3 separate regions of the Homo sapiens genome follow, and all the other regions are linked to region 2. A link is a contact called in ENCODE Hi-C or POLR2A ChIA-PET data. All regions are on one chromosome and are shown on one strand. Each heading gives the region's core, a stretch centred on a gene start or an enhancer-like site at or near the end of the contact. The rest is flanking DNA. Distances are from core to core; before and after follow the strand shown.

The links. A loop is a pair of places that touch in the nucleus more often than their neighbours do. ChIA-PET counts read pairs that join two places held with the same protein, here RNA polymerase II (POLR2A). Pooled maps may share reads with other maps.
Region 1: a loop to region 2 is called in a map of CD8-positive, alpha-beta T cell, with 16 times the contacts of the local background. The contact joins the promoter of DDX1 here to the promoter of TRIB2 in region 2. A Hi-C loop is called at or near these places in 1 of 168 maps with a recorded cell type or tissue (CD8-positive, alpha-beta T cell), 1 of 37 single-sample maps with no recorded cell type and 8 of 50 pooled maps.
Region 3: a pooled map shows a loop between it and region 2 (4-fold over the local background). The contact joins the promoter of NBAS here to the promoter of TRIB2 in region 2. A Hi-C loop is called at or near these places in 1 of 168 maps with a recorded cell type or tissue (B cell) and 5 of 50 pooled maps. POLR2A ChIA-PET finds 5 or more read pairs at or near these places in 1 of 52 experiments (AG04449).

Annotation. Positions count from the first base shown.
Region 1 is chr2:15,589,518-15,594,051 of GRCh38, reverse strand. DDX1 (DEAD-box helicase 1) reads right to left here and starts at 2,184. Exons shown (of 26, transcript NM_004939.3): 1 at 2,103-2,184. The coding sequence starts at 2,118. It overlaps LOC124905975 (a long non-coding RNA gene), which reads left to right and starts at 2,283. Exons shown (of 2, transcript XR_007086224.1): 1 at 2,283-2,592; 2 at 2,720-4,534. RefSeq lists an enhancer at 2,086-2,145.
Region 2 is chr2:12,713,877-12,718,662 of GRCh38, reverse strand. TRIB2 (tribbles pseudokinase 2) reads right to left here and starts at 1,727. Exons shown (of 3, transcript NM_021643.4): 1 at 86-1,727. The coding sequence starts at 355. It overlaps LOC124905974 (a long non-coding RNA gene), which reads left to right and starts at 1,905. Exons shown (of 2, transcript XR_007086222.1): 1 at 1,905-4,786. RefSeq lists enhancers at 1,260-1,329, 1,178-1,817 and silencers at 1,770-1,829, 1,920-2,139.
Region 3 is chr2:15,559,288-15,563,557 of GRCh38, reverse strand. It overlaps NBAS (NBAS subunit of NRZ tethering complex), which reads left to right and starts at 2,224. Exons shown (of 52, transcript NM_015909.4): 1 at 2,224-2,370. The coding sequence starts at 2,254. LOC105373440 (a long non-coding RNA gene) reads right to left here and starts at 1,410. Exons shown (of 4, transcript XR_001739297.2): 1 at 1,375-1,410. RefSeq lists an enhancer at 2,025-2,434.

The DNA of each region.
Region 1 (4,534 bases), core at 935-3,434, 2.9 Mb before region 2:
GGCTGGAGTGTAGGGGCATGATCTCCACTCACTGCAAACTCCGTCTCCCAGATTCAAGCAATTCTCCTGCCTCAGCCTCCCGAGGAGCTGGGGCTACAGGCGCATGCCACCACGCCCGCTAATTTTTTTTCATATTTTTAGTAGAGACGGGGTTTCACTGTGTTAGCCAGGATGGTCTCAATCTCCTGACCTCGTGATCTGCCCACCTTGGACTCCCAAAGTGCTGGGATTACAGGCATAAGCCACTGCACCTGGCGACTTTCCTAGCTCTTAATCTCAGGAAAAAAAAAAGCCACAGATAAACTAATGAAGATCTAAAGTTGAATATCCAGGCAGACCTTCCTAAGAATTAACCTGTATTACAGTCTATGTTCTCTCTCCTAAAATGCAAACTGCTTGAAACAAAGGAGTGGTGTGTTCTTACTGCATACGGAATACTGCAAGCTGAAGCTCTTTGCAAAATTGTTATACAAGAAACAACATATCATTTTCAGTAAATTCCAGACAATCTCTTGTACCATTCTGGTCATGTTCCCTGCAAGTTTTCTTTGAAAGCGGACCTTAAGTATAATACTTTTAACAGTTAAGGAAAAATTAGAAACATTCGTGAAATTCCAGTTTTGTCTTATTTCATATCACAGACTTTTTCCAGTCCTTTACCTCTAACATTCATGAAATTTGTGTATGACTCCCAAAGATGTGAACCTATAAAATGACTACCTAGAACTATCCTACAGACCTTGGCTCTAAAATCGTTTTAGGAGAATGTTGGGAAAAGAAAAACAGCAACAACTCTGAGCAGTTTCCAATTGAATCCTATTAGAAGATGTAACTGAAACAGTCAGAAATCTTACATGACTGTTGCACTTTGGGAAGCCGAGGTGAGCGGATCACCTGAGGTCAGGAGTTCGAGACCAGCCTGGCCAACATGGTGAAACCCCCGTCTCTACTAATAATACAAAAATGAGCAGGGCATGGTGGTAGGCGCCTGTAATCCCAGCTACTCAGGAGGCTGAGGCAGGAGAATTGCTTGAACCTGGGAGGTGGAGGCTGCAGTGAGCCAAGATCACACCATTGCACTCCAGCTGGGGCGACAGAAGGAGACTACATCCCCCCACCCCCCCATTCTCCCCCCCAAAAAAGAAAAAAAATATCTTACATGACTGGAGATATGGAATTCCTAATATTCTTACAGAAGAAAACTAAAAAATATAAAATACTACATCTGAAGTCATCTTAAAAAGTTAATAACATTAAAGGACATTAGGCCTAACGTGATACATTTATATAGCAATAAACGTTACATAAGTGCTACATAAATGTATCACGTTTAGCGCATTTAAGGCTGATTACAGCTTCCTAAAACTGGATGCCTAACAGGAGGATGATAAAGCAAGAGGCGAAAATATCAACTGTAGGGTTCGATAAGCCATATCAAATCATATTTGGAATAAAGGAGGGTAGCAGACGGCAAATAAATATGAATTTTCCAAACTTATGTTGGACTGGTGCGTACGTTAATGAAAATGCTTTCCCTTTAGCTTCAACACTGAACATTAATGTTGATATAACAACGTTTAAGAACAAATAAAGATCAGGTTTATGCCTGGGACGTTTTGGAAGGGCCTGAAAAAACTGGACAGAGGCAGGATCGTCATTTTTCCCCAATGACTCCTCCCCACGCCGTCTCGCCTCTCTGCCTGGCCAAGCCCAGATGAGCCGCGGGCAGAAAAGGGTTCCCAAAGGGTCACTGCCACGTTAAGAGGCAGGAGGCCCAGGCGTCTGGGAGCCGCCAGAGCAACGCCGCCGCCTAGATTTTGCAGCCGAAGGTGCACTGGCAGGAAAGCCAAGTGGAGACTGGTAGAAGGGAAAGGGCAGGGGGAGGGACGTTCCGGCCCGCTCCTGGGAAGAATCGTCCTCCGAACCCGAGCCGCGGCCGCCCCTGATCCCGCAACGCGGGTCCATCAGGGACTGCAGCGGACAGCGCCCTTCTGTCTCCCTGACCCCTGTCCGCTCCCGCCCCTTTAGCTCTCCGCGGGCGGCCCCAGGGCTGAGGCGTGCAACAAGCCGCCCCACCACCCCCAGAGTTTCCACAAACGCACCGGAGAAGGCCGCCATCTTCACCCCGTCCTCCGCGGCTTCGCCTGCTCGCTCCCTCCCTCCCGACTGACACGGCGTGGCAGTGGCGGCGCGCGCTTCCGGCCCCTGGTCTTCGGCGTTCGGAGTCCGGGCAGGGACTCAGCCCCGGGAGAACGGTTCCGATGGAAGGAAAGGCCCGCGCCGGCCCCGCCTTATGCGCCTGCCGCTGAGCGGACCTCTGGGACCTAGGGCTTCTGGACGCCGCCTTCGTTCTGGGCACCATGTGTTCGGAGCACACCACGCGGTATCAGGGTCACAGCTACAGAGAAGGAAGCAGATGTTTGGTGATTAGGGTCATCCAGTGGGCTCAGGCTGACACCACACCGTGCCCTCCCCACTCAGTCCCCCAGCTTTCCAAAGGTGAGCAGGGCCTTGGTGTGTGAATGACCCGGAGAGATGGACTGGATTCATTGCCCTGAGCACCAATGCCAGTGAGTGCCTGGCAGCCAGTAGGTATTTGTTACATTTTTTTTTTAAACTAAGTAATGATTTAGGTCTCCCTCCCTTCACCCATGTTTGATGTCGCTTTTATAATTTCGGGTTTGACTTCCATGCAATTTTAACTCCTTTCTCTTTGCAGAGAGATGGGGAAAGTAAATGAGGAATCCTCCCAACCAGACACTCACTCTGTCAGGAAGGTATTAGAATCTTTAGATGAGGACTCTAAAATTCGGGAAAGTTAAGTCACTTATCTAAAGACACATATCTACCGAATGGCAGCGTGGGATCTGAGCCACATCTGCGCAATGCGAGGGCGCGTGCTGTGCTATCTGTAGCCTGCCCCAGAGTGTCATGGAGAAAAGTGGAACCCTCAGGCAAGATAGAATAGGGTTGCAGCGGCCGGGCGCGGGGGCTCACGCCTGTAATCCCAGCACTTTGGGAGGCCGAGGCAGGCGGATCACGAAGTCAGGAGGTCGAGACCATCCTAGCTAACACGGTGAAACCCCTTCTCTACAAAAAATACACACACACACACACACACACACACACACAGAAGAAGCCGGGTGTGGTGGTGCATGCCTGTAGTCCCAGCTACTCGGGAGGCTGAGGCAGGAGAATCGCTTGAACCCAGGAGGCGAAGGTTGCAGTGAGCCGAGATCGCGCCACTGCACTCCAGCCTGGGTGACCGAGCGAGACTCCGTCTCAAAAAAAAAAAAAAAGAAAAAAGAATAGGGTTGCAGCTACTCCGGAGGCTGAGGCATGAGAATCACATGAACCTGGGAGGCGAAAGCTGCAGTGAGCTGAGATCGTGCCACTACACTCTAGCCTGGGCGACAGAGGGAGAGTCTGTCTCAAAAAAATAAAAAATAAAAAAGATAGAATAGGGTTAGAAGTACAGAGTTGGGAACCATATTCTGAGTTTGGATTCTAGGTCTGCCACTTGCTTGCTGTGTGACCTTGAACAAGTCATGAAGCTTCTTTGGGCTTCAGTTTACTTACCTGTGAAATAGGGATGAACAATAGTACCTTTCTCATATGATAGTTATGAGGATCAAATAAAATACATAAAGCATCTAAAATAGTGCATAGCACATGGTGACAATATAACTAGCTCTGTTATTACTATTACATGTAACAGGATTCACCTGAAGCTCCAAAGGCCCAGGACAATACACTCAGCCCTGCAGCTTTACACTTCCAGGGGGCACTATTCACATTATATTCTCTATTCTTGTTATATTTTGTCTAAATAAGACCCTGAGAGTTATGCAGTGTACCAGTTTTGAATGGATACCAAGTACCCCCACATTCCAAGGAGAGATACAAGACCCATATTATGCAGGACTTGCCAAAGGGAAATCTGAAATCTAATTTTTGTGCCTTTTGCCAATGCCCACCTTTAAAGTGTGAAAAATCGGCTGGGCATGATGGCTCATGTCTATAATCCCAACACCTTGGGAGGCTGAGGCAAGGGGATCACTTGAGCCCAGAAGTTCAAGACCAGCCTGGGCAACATAATGAGACCCCCATCTCCAAAAAAAATTAAAAAATAGTTGGGCATGGTGCACACCTGTAGTCTCAGCTACTTGGGAGGCTGAGGTGGGAGGATCTCTTGAGCCTAGGAGGTGGAGGCTGCAGTGAGCTATGATGGTGTCACTGTACTCCAGCCTGGGTGGCAGAGCAAGACCCTGTCTCAAGGAAGAGATAAAGTATGAAAAAATTAAAGATGCAAATTAAGAGAAAAGATTTCTGTGAAAAGAATGCATTTCAGGGAAATACTCTGAGAACTTTTGATCTGAGAGTTTGGGAAGCGTAAGGACTGCTCTGAGAAGCCGTCCCTAGGAGGACCTGAGGTGGCAGGGCAGAAAAAGAGACAGAGAGAAGGAGAGAGAAGCCTGCTGCAGGAGTTAACTGTGGGGGAATCGTGTGACATTTTTTCCCCAAGGGATAAATA
Region 2 (4,786 bases), core at 478-2,977:
TCCCTCTCCCAGACTCGAGGGCCTGGCGCCCTCCCGCTCCCTCGGGCCCCTTCCAAAGACAAAAAGCAACCCACTGGCCCTTTACCTTGCACACCAGCTCCTCTCCGCTGTGCAGATGCACGGCACGAAAAACGTGGTCTCCCTCCAGAGGTTCCAACAATAAGTATTTCCCGATACAAGAAACGCAATGCGACAAGTTCGGAGTCTCGGGCGGGCTCGGGGAGCCGAGGTTCGGGCTGAAACTCTGGCTGGGCTCCGCGGACCTTATAGACGACAACTCTTCGAAATCCTGGGTTTTGTTCCGCGATCTCCCATATCTCGCTATTGTGATGGGGGTAGACCTGTGTATGTTCATGAGTGTGAGGATCGCACACGACAAACAAAAAAAAACCCGCTGGAGAGATGAGTCGCTGGCGAGTGCGGCTGCAGGCGCCTCGGTGCCACTGATTTTAAAAGGGAGCGAGAGGGGAGGGGACAGAAGAGGGGCTGCGTGGAGAAAGAGTTAGAAGCCCCCAAATGGGCGCCGCCGGATACCTCGTCTGCTCCGAGCCCGGCTCCCGGGGGTCCTCGGTCGGCAGGCAACTCGGGTCTTTTTGTTACCCCAAAGCAGTCGGCGATGTGCAGAATCGCCGCACTTTTAGTTACTCTGTGTGTGTGTCCCCGGCGTGGATCTGGATGAGTACCCGGGCTGCTAAGGTGCGGAGCTGCAGCGCCAGGGCTCCCGACGCGACCCCCAGGCCGGCTTCCGAATCGCAGACGGGGCGGAGGAGCCCGCGGTAGTTTGTGCAGTCTTCGGGGAGCTCACGGCGGCGACTCAGTCCCAACGCGTTAGAAGCCAAACAAAAAGAGAAAGGAAACAAGCACGGGTCTACCGGCTGGCGACGCACGGCAGCCAGAATCCGCGCTGCACCCCCTTTTTTTGGTGGAAAGGGTGGGGGGCGTGTAAGGGGGGGGTGCGGGAGAGGGCAGTTACCTACGTTTTAACTGTAGATGGCGTCTGAGGCTTTTCCAAGATCGCGAGCTCTCCAAAAATTAAACAAACAAACAAAAAAAAGAAAAATTGCAAGGGAGCATTTAACTTGGTGCGGTCAGCGCTGCCAACAAAAGATTGCAAAAGCTGGGCACAGAGTTGCGGCGCGGGCTGGGCGCAGGTACCGCGACAAAGCCCTGGGCTCGGCCCGCCGCGCGGAGGTCAGCACAGGCTCATGCTGTCGCCGCTCGCTCGCGCCCCAGGTCTTCCTCCGAATGCAGCCAGACGTGCAGGAGAGAACGAGGACAGATCGGCGGTCTCCGATTTCGCCGGCACGAGCTTGCGGGGGTCCTGCGGGCGCTGCAAGGGGAGCTGCGTCCCTGGCCCTTCCAACGCGCGGCGTTCCTTTGCCCCTTTCCCGCTGGAGAACTGGATCTCGTCCTGGAATAATTTGCAATCACCCCGTCTCCCCCTACCCCGAGACCAAATTGCCCGGTGGGGTTTGTTTTGGAGAAAATTGACGGCTTGTCTCCTCCTTCTTTGATTTCTTGCTTGCCCCCCCCAGAGAAAAGAGGGGACCGTGTATTTAAAAATTAAAGGGGACGGCCGACGGTGCCCGAGGCCAATCCCCGCGCTCAGCACGCCCGCATCCCCCGGCGAGGCGGTATTAATAGTTACTTACGTGGCCGGGGATCTCGGAGCGAGCGGGGCCGTGAGTGCGCGTGTGCGCGCGCGCGCCTCGCTCGCGCTCGGTCTCCCCATTCAATGTCACCGACACATTTCCACGGAGCCTCCGCCCCCCCCCCGCCGCCCCCGCGACTGGCTCAGCCCAGAGCCGGCCCCGCCCCGCCCCCGCCCGGGCCCCCCTCATTGCGCCGGGCGCCCATCAATCAGCCCCGCCGCTGCCAGTCCTCGGGCGGCTCCCCGCGCCGCTGCCATTGCAGCTCCGTGCCGGGGGCGCCAGCACCGGCCTCGCAGCTCCCTCGCCCGGCCGGGGAGGTAAACAAAGTGAAATATCCTTCCGCGGCCCGGGGCCCCGGGCGCAGCACCCTGGGTGTCGGCTGCGAGCCGGCTGCGAGCCCAGCTGCGGGCGGCTGGGCCGGGGTTACCAGCAGCGACTCCCGAGCCGTTCCCCACACGCTGCTCCCGCAGCGCCCGCTCCAGCTCTTCGTAGCTCGTTCATGTTCCTGGCGCTTTTCCCCAGAAAGCCAGGCACGCTCTGAGCATTGGGCCCCCAGGCTCAGATGTGGCCCTGAATGAGGAGCTCTGTTTTGGAAGAATGCGCTTTCATCGGTATTGCTGCCTGGAGTTTCGAGAATTCGTTTCATGGTATCTCTCCGACATCCTCCTCTCCATTTAAAAGGAAATCCATTGCTTCCTTTTAGTTGGTGTCACCGCTTGCCCCCGATCCCCACATCCTGGGCTTGTATTTCTAGTGTTTTCAGCAGAAGAGGAACTGAAGGCATCTTTTGATTCAGGTCAAATTTAATCACTAATTCTTCCCTTCCCAGTGCATTGCCTGGAGGGCCTTGGAGGCCAAGCTAGACAAAACTTTGCACCCACACCTCCAGGGAGCGCTGTTGGGTCCTATCCAGGGTGCTGGGCGTCCTGAGTCCTCTTCTGTTAGCCAGGTGAAGGCTGCAGTTTCACGCCCCACTCCACCCCCCATTTCGCCACCCCCCCCGAATTATTCGTAACTTCCTTGGGAGATTCCAGTCCGCGGGCTTGGACAGGAACACCGGAAGCAAGGGGCTTGAACTCAGGCAGAGGCTTCAAACGCCAGCCTTGATCTAAGATATCCTGGTGAATGAGAAGCGATCTAGTAGAGGACAAACTTAAAAAAAAAAATCCCAAGGAACTGAGAAAGGGGAGTTGGGACGACTCCTGGAGCCCTCTGAGCTTTTGCATGCGTGTAGTATATTTTCCACTGGAGGAGGGGACTAAATTATTGTCCACTGTAGGACACTTTCAGTAAAAGAAGGGAGCTATTTATAATTATGTCCACTTGGGACAACAGTCACTCTAATGATCAGGAGTCCTGGGAATGTGGCCAGAGATGGAGAGGACATTGACTATAAAGCTTCCACCCAGCAGCACAGAGTTAAAAGGAAGGTTAAGAAGTGGACCCGTGCCTTCCAGCACCTCTCACCATCCTACTCCCCACAAACCTGCCTAGGATTCAGTCCCAGATCCCAGCAGAATAGATCTATTTCCCTAGGCGATCACCAGGACCACTGACCGAGCAGGGTCCCCTAATCCAGTCTTACCCCAGGAAGACACTTGGCCTGTGTTAGGAACAGTCTCGAAGCAACCCCTGCTGTTGAGTCAGAAAGAGAGGTGCCTAGCCTCCTCTATGCAGTGGCCAAGAGAGCTTTGTAATAATTAGGGGTTGGGACACCTGTGTGCTAGCCCTGGCTGGGTCTCTGATTTCAAATGGAAATTGGGTGAAGACCTTGTTTTTTCTCCCTAGATCCCTGTTTCTTCATCTGTAAGATGAGAAGCATAATACCCGCCCTGCTCACCTCATGTGGTTGCTTTAGAATTATATTTTCAATTCCAGGAAATCTATGAAGGCTTACTATAAGCCGGGCTCTGTGCTGAGTGTTAGGGATCCAATATGAGTAAGATCTGGTCTCTGCCACCCAAGAGCGCAGGGTCTAGCCCGGCAGAAAGACTGGGAAACAAATAATGTCATTGTGTAACAATGTGGCAATTAGAATATCAAGGCCTCAAGGGAGCATGGAGGAGGGAATGACTTTTCCTGAACGTCAGGGAGTTTTCCCAGAAAATGTGATTTTTATTACCTTGAACTAATCCAGAGCAAATATTTATTGAAACCTACTATGTGCCAGACACTGGATATGAAGATACAATGATTTGAAAAATATATTTCCTGTCTTCATGGACCTTGAAATAGCCCTATGAGTCATAAAATAAAATGAATAAGAGATTGTTGTTGGCATTTCAGGCAGAGGGAAGGAATGTGGAAAAGCAAGGGAGTGGGATGTTCTGAAATTTCTAGTAATGCACCATGTTCCAGCAGTGGCAGCTGGGAGCAGTGGCCAGGCATGTGGCTGGCAAAGTGGACTGATTGGGATTAGATCGGGAAGGGGTTGATAGACACAACTAGCAACAGTGGTCTTCCTAGTAGAGGAGATGGCGAAGCACGGCTGACATTGGGAAGTGACACGGTCGTTTGTGGGATTTAGATCCTGCTGCAGATCACAGGGAGTAGATACTACTGGGCTTCCAAGGAAAGAGAGAGCAGAAATAGTATAAACCTCTAGTGATGCTGTACAGGATTAATAGTGAATTTATGACTTGTGATGAAATTACACAGTGGCCATTCTCCTGCCTGTCCTTGAAGGCCAAATTCATGGCTTAGTGCTATGTTTGTTGATTAAATTCACGGAGCTATTGCAGTGCAGGATAAATTAGATAATTTGTATCAAGTGCCTTAAATATTTGTTATGTCTGTTAACTCGGTAATTCTTAGCAAATTGGAAAAGAAAAAAGCATGTAGTAGGAAGATCTGGGTGGGGATCTTTATTCATTCACTTTTTAGCCATATGACTTTGGTCAAGTTTGGAATATTTTAATCTATAAAGTGAAATTACAATAGAAATTTTGTCTTAATGTATAGCAATTATGGAAGATGTGTATAAAGCATCTGGCACAATGTCTTGCCTATAATAAAAACTCAAGGCCGGGTGTGGTGGCTCACACCTGTAATCCCAGCACTTTGGGAGGCCAAAGCGAGCCGATCACGAGGTCAAGAGATCGAGACCATCCTGGCCAACATTGTGAAACCGCGTC
Region 3 (4,270 bases), core at 975-3,474, 2.8 Mb before region 2:
AGAGCCAAGGAAACTTGGTGTGGAGAAATAGGTGGGGTTGTACTGAGGTACTGGAGGACTCCAGTAACCAGCCCTCACACCGCATTCCATGTGCATGGTGTTCCTGCCTCTTCATGTTCTACCGCATGCAATGTGGGCGGGGCTCCCCGGAGGTATACAGTTTGTCAGCCTTGTGCGGTAGGGAGAAGACACGTCTGGTGTTCACAATGAGGGGTTTGATTGAAGGGCACAGCTGCTATGCAGAGAAATACTATGGGGAGACAATGTGTAAAAGATTTTCTGGGAAGTCTGTCATTTATTCAACAAATAATATATATTTTGTCCTCTGCTCTATGCCAGGCACTGTTATAAATTCTGGGGATATAGCAGGGATGGATATAGCATTTGCATGCATATAGATAGAGCACCTGGCATGGCTTACCTTTTAGTGAATGGAGACAGATAATAAGCAAATATACTGTATAGCCATTTAAGTGATGACAAGTGTAATGGAAAAAATAATAGAGCAGCTCTGGAAAGCTGGAGTTGGAGAATGGTCATTGCAAATTTAAAAATGAGCAGTCAAGGTAGGCTTCAGAGAGAGACGACATTTGAGCAAAAACTTGAAGGAGATAAGGGAGGAACCAGGTAAACATCTGGTAGAAAGCCTTCCAAGTGGAGGGGACAGGCTTTGCAGAACTCCTGAAGTTGATGTGTGTCTGGTGTGTTCAGAAATAGAGCCAGTGTGGCTGAAGGTAGTAGGGGGAGCAGGAAATGAGGTGTGAGATTTAGGGGAGCAGGCAGATGACGTAGGGCTTTGAGGTCATTAAACTTTGAGAGAAATGGGAGCTGGTTAGAGGCTTCCCAGCAGAGGCTTTTAATTGCATCACCGCCTAATGCATCTTGATGGATATCATGAATATAATTATCTCAAGGGATATTCAGTATTTGTGTTTCTTTTGATGTGAAACAGTGTAATACTTTGTACAGTATATATTCATTCATGTTACAGTAGGCTCTGCTTATAACTGTCCACAAAGAGGTATTTGTTGAATGAATGAATGAATGAACAAATGGGGTTGACCTTTTCGCTCCCTCCATGCGGGTTCTCAACCTATTATTTCAACTTTATTGCCCCTACACCCTTTCTCAACTTGGGTTCTATTCACCCGTCTTGTTGAGTACTAATTAGGAAAAAAAAAAAGGCAGGCTAGTGGGAGCAGGGAAAAACAAAGAGATAAGGCAAATTAGCTATACGTCTGTCTTTCTTCATGGTCCAAAACATATAAACAAAAGGAAGAAACAAATAAGCCATAGGTCTACTTTTCTTTATGGCCCAGGACATATGGCCCTTCTACCCAGATAACGTACTTAACTCACAAACTTCCTGCTTACCTTCAAATGCCTCAATTTCTGAAACACTTCAGCTGACAAAAAAAAAAAAAAAAAAAGAAAGAAAGAAAAAAAAAAAGCAAGTTAACTCCCTGCTACCTGGTGTTATCAATCACTCCAAGTTCCAGTCTATAAAATTCTCAACAAGCCTTTGTTTCCTAGCAATGAGCTCCTCCTCTGCTGAGTCGGCCCGCTGCTCCCTGGCAACGAACTTTCATACTTTCTTTAATCTGTCTTTCTTTATCTACCACTGTCTTGGTAAATTCTTTTACTCCCACACTGAGAAAGTCGTCACTCACTGGCGACACGTTGAAAGAGTTCTTTCAACTCTGTATTTCTGCCTCTGTCTCTGCTCATTCCATTTCCCGCTACTTGAAATGCTTCTCCAGTAGATTAAAATTCTGCCTATTGTTAAAGACGCAGGGACAAGCTCCACGTCCTCCAGGAAATCCCTGCAGACTCTGGCCTTCGTTGCCTTTTCTGAGCTCCTGTAGCATCCTTCCTCTGCTACCTTTCATTGGATAACTTTAGTTGTTTATTTTAAAACCACTGTTTGAACTCTCTCTACGTGTTAGGCAAAGAATATACAAATGAACATTAGCATTTCAGTGGGGTACCTTTACCATTTCTGTTTTATGGAAACTGAGTTATAAGAGAGGCTCAATGACTTGGCCGATCTCATGTAGATTAATGAACAAGGAGTGTATCAGGACCGGGACACAAGTCGTTCCCAAGACAAGCAATAGTCCCTGTCCTTCCTACTCATAAAAGGGTTAACCTAGCATTTCCTTGCCGTGAAACAAAAGCGGCCGCGGATAGAGAAGCTTGTCCTGTGAGGGATTCCGTAGAGACACTCCTCCGCTGCCTGAGTCCTCGGCGAACATGGCGGCCCCCGAGTCAGGGCCGGCTTTGAGTCCAGGCACTGCAGAGGGTGAGGAGGAGACGATTCTCTATGACTTGTTGGTCAACACCGAGTGGCCACCGGAGACTGAAGTACAGGTGAACCAGGCCCATCTACAGCAGCAGCCAGCTTGGCGCGGGCGCTTCGTGGGTAGAGCCACGTAGCAGGAGCCACGTAGGGGAGTGGAGACGGGTGGGTGGGGGACTAGGGCCGGTTGGCTTGTGCGGTCGCCTTGGCAACGGCACCTTGGGCTAGCGGGGGTCTAGGGCGGGGTGGGGTGGTGGTCCCTGAGATTCTTCCTGGGCTCAGAATTCGGTTGTTGGGGGCTGGAACTTCGTGCTCTGGGGAGCGTACGATCCCACTTTGGTTCTCAGTTTCGCTCTCTGTATTGGGAGGAGAGGGGATTGTTAGTGTCGCTCTCTGTATTAGGAGGGGAAGGCACAGCGCTGGACTCGAGGGTCCTTTCTCCTATCTGGACCCTCAGTGGTCCCTTCTCGCGGTCTGGCTAGGGCTAGTCTGGGCCGACGCTCAACTGCGATGGGAGAATTTTCCAGGACCTTACAGTCTGCAGCATCTGCCAGGCTGGTGCAGAGCGCAGAATCTGAGCCTTTACCCATACTGGGGGCTGGATCGCGCCAGGTCTTGTGTGTTTCAATAAAAGAGCATTTAATAAGGGTGTGCGTGTCCGTTCGTCTGTCTCGGTGTCACAGGTGCTGTGCTAGGTGCTAAGGATACAGAGATGAATATGTTTTCGTGGAGCTTCTCGTCTAGAGGGGAGACAGTCCCGTAAACGTTTTTCATAACCTAGCGTTTTATGCGCTATAGTTAGCGATGTGAGCAAAATGCCACGGAAGTGCAGAGTAAAGAGCTGCTGACTGGGATTGGGATCTCCGCTACAGAAGGGTTATAGAGGTTGATAATTTATGGACTGGATCTTGGGATTATCAGTTGTTTGGTAGTGAAGGCCTCCCGGGTCTGTGATGAAGAGTAGGAACCATGGATCCATGTTTATTTTATTTTATTTTTTATTATTATTATTTTTTGGATCCATGTTTATTTAACAGATATTTATTGAGTGCTTAACACGTGCCAGTTACTGTTTTAGACCCAGAGGAAGCAGCCAGATCGAAAAGAACCTTTATTAAAGATTATGTAGTCCAGCCCATGTGAGTTATCTTACATTTTTTCTGAGTGTTTCTTTGCTGGAGAAACGACTCATTTTTCAGCCCAAAGTTTGTATTTTTTTCCTCTGTAGCCTCCTTCCCACTGCAGTTTGTGCTTATCATGAATAATTTATTTTGTAGACGGGTAGAGATCTGCATATATTACTGTTTAATTTCAAGTACTTAGTTTGTCTTAATGTGAATATTTTTTGGGTTATGCAGCTAGGAAGCTGTTGCTGAGGCAGCTGGTTAGATAAGTTTCCACTCCTTAACACTCATTGGTTAATTGCAGTAATGTTTCAGAATGCTTACCATAAATTGATTCCAAAAAAGTAACCACAGAATTAACTTACTTTGAAACCCTTAGCACTTTGTTTTGTGTTTGTGTGTTGGGGGTGGGGGAGTTCAATTGATTTCTGCATTCTATCGATTTCTGCATTCTGTTGATTTCAGCTGTTGAATTATAAGCTCTTGGAGGGCAGACATCTGATTCATCTTTATATCTCTTCCCAGGGCCAAATTGTGTCTTGCATGAATCCAACAATCAATTCATGTTTATTGAGTGAAATAACTTTTCTGTGTTTTTTAAAAAAATCTGTCTACACTTACTGTATGTCCATTGTGCTTTTCTTGACAGCACTTTAGTGCATCTTATGCAGTGCCTAGCGTCATGAACCTACCCACGGTGTGTTCAGTCTATACTTATGGAATGGAATTATTTAATATAGCAATTACGTATCTGTGTATGTTTTGTTAGTAGCATTGTCTGTATAGATACACAACAGATAGTCAATGAATTGGCCTTGGAGATATGACCACTTTTCCTGTGAGCAAA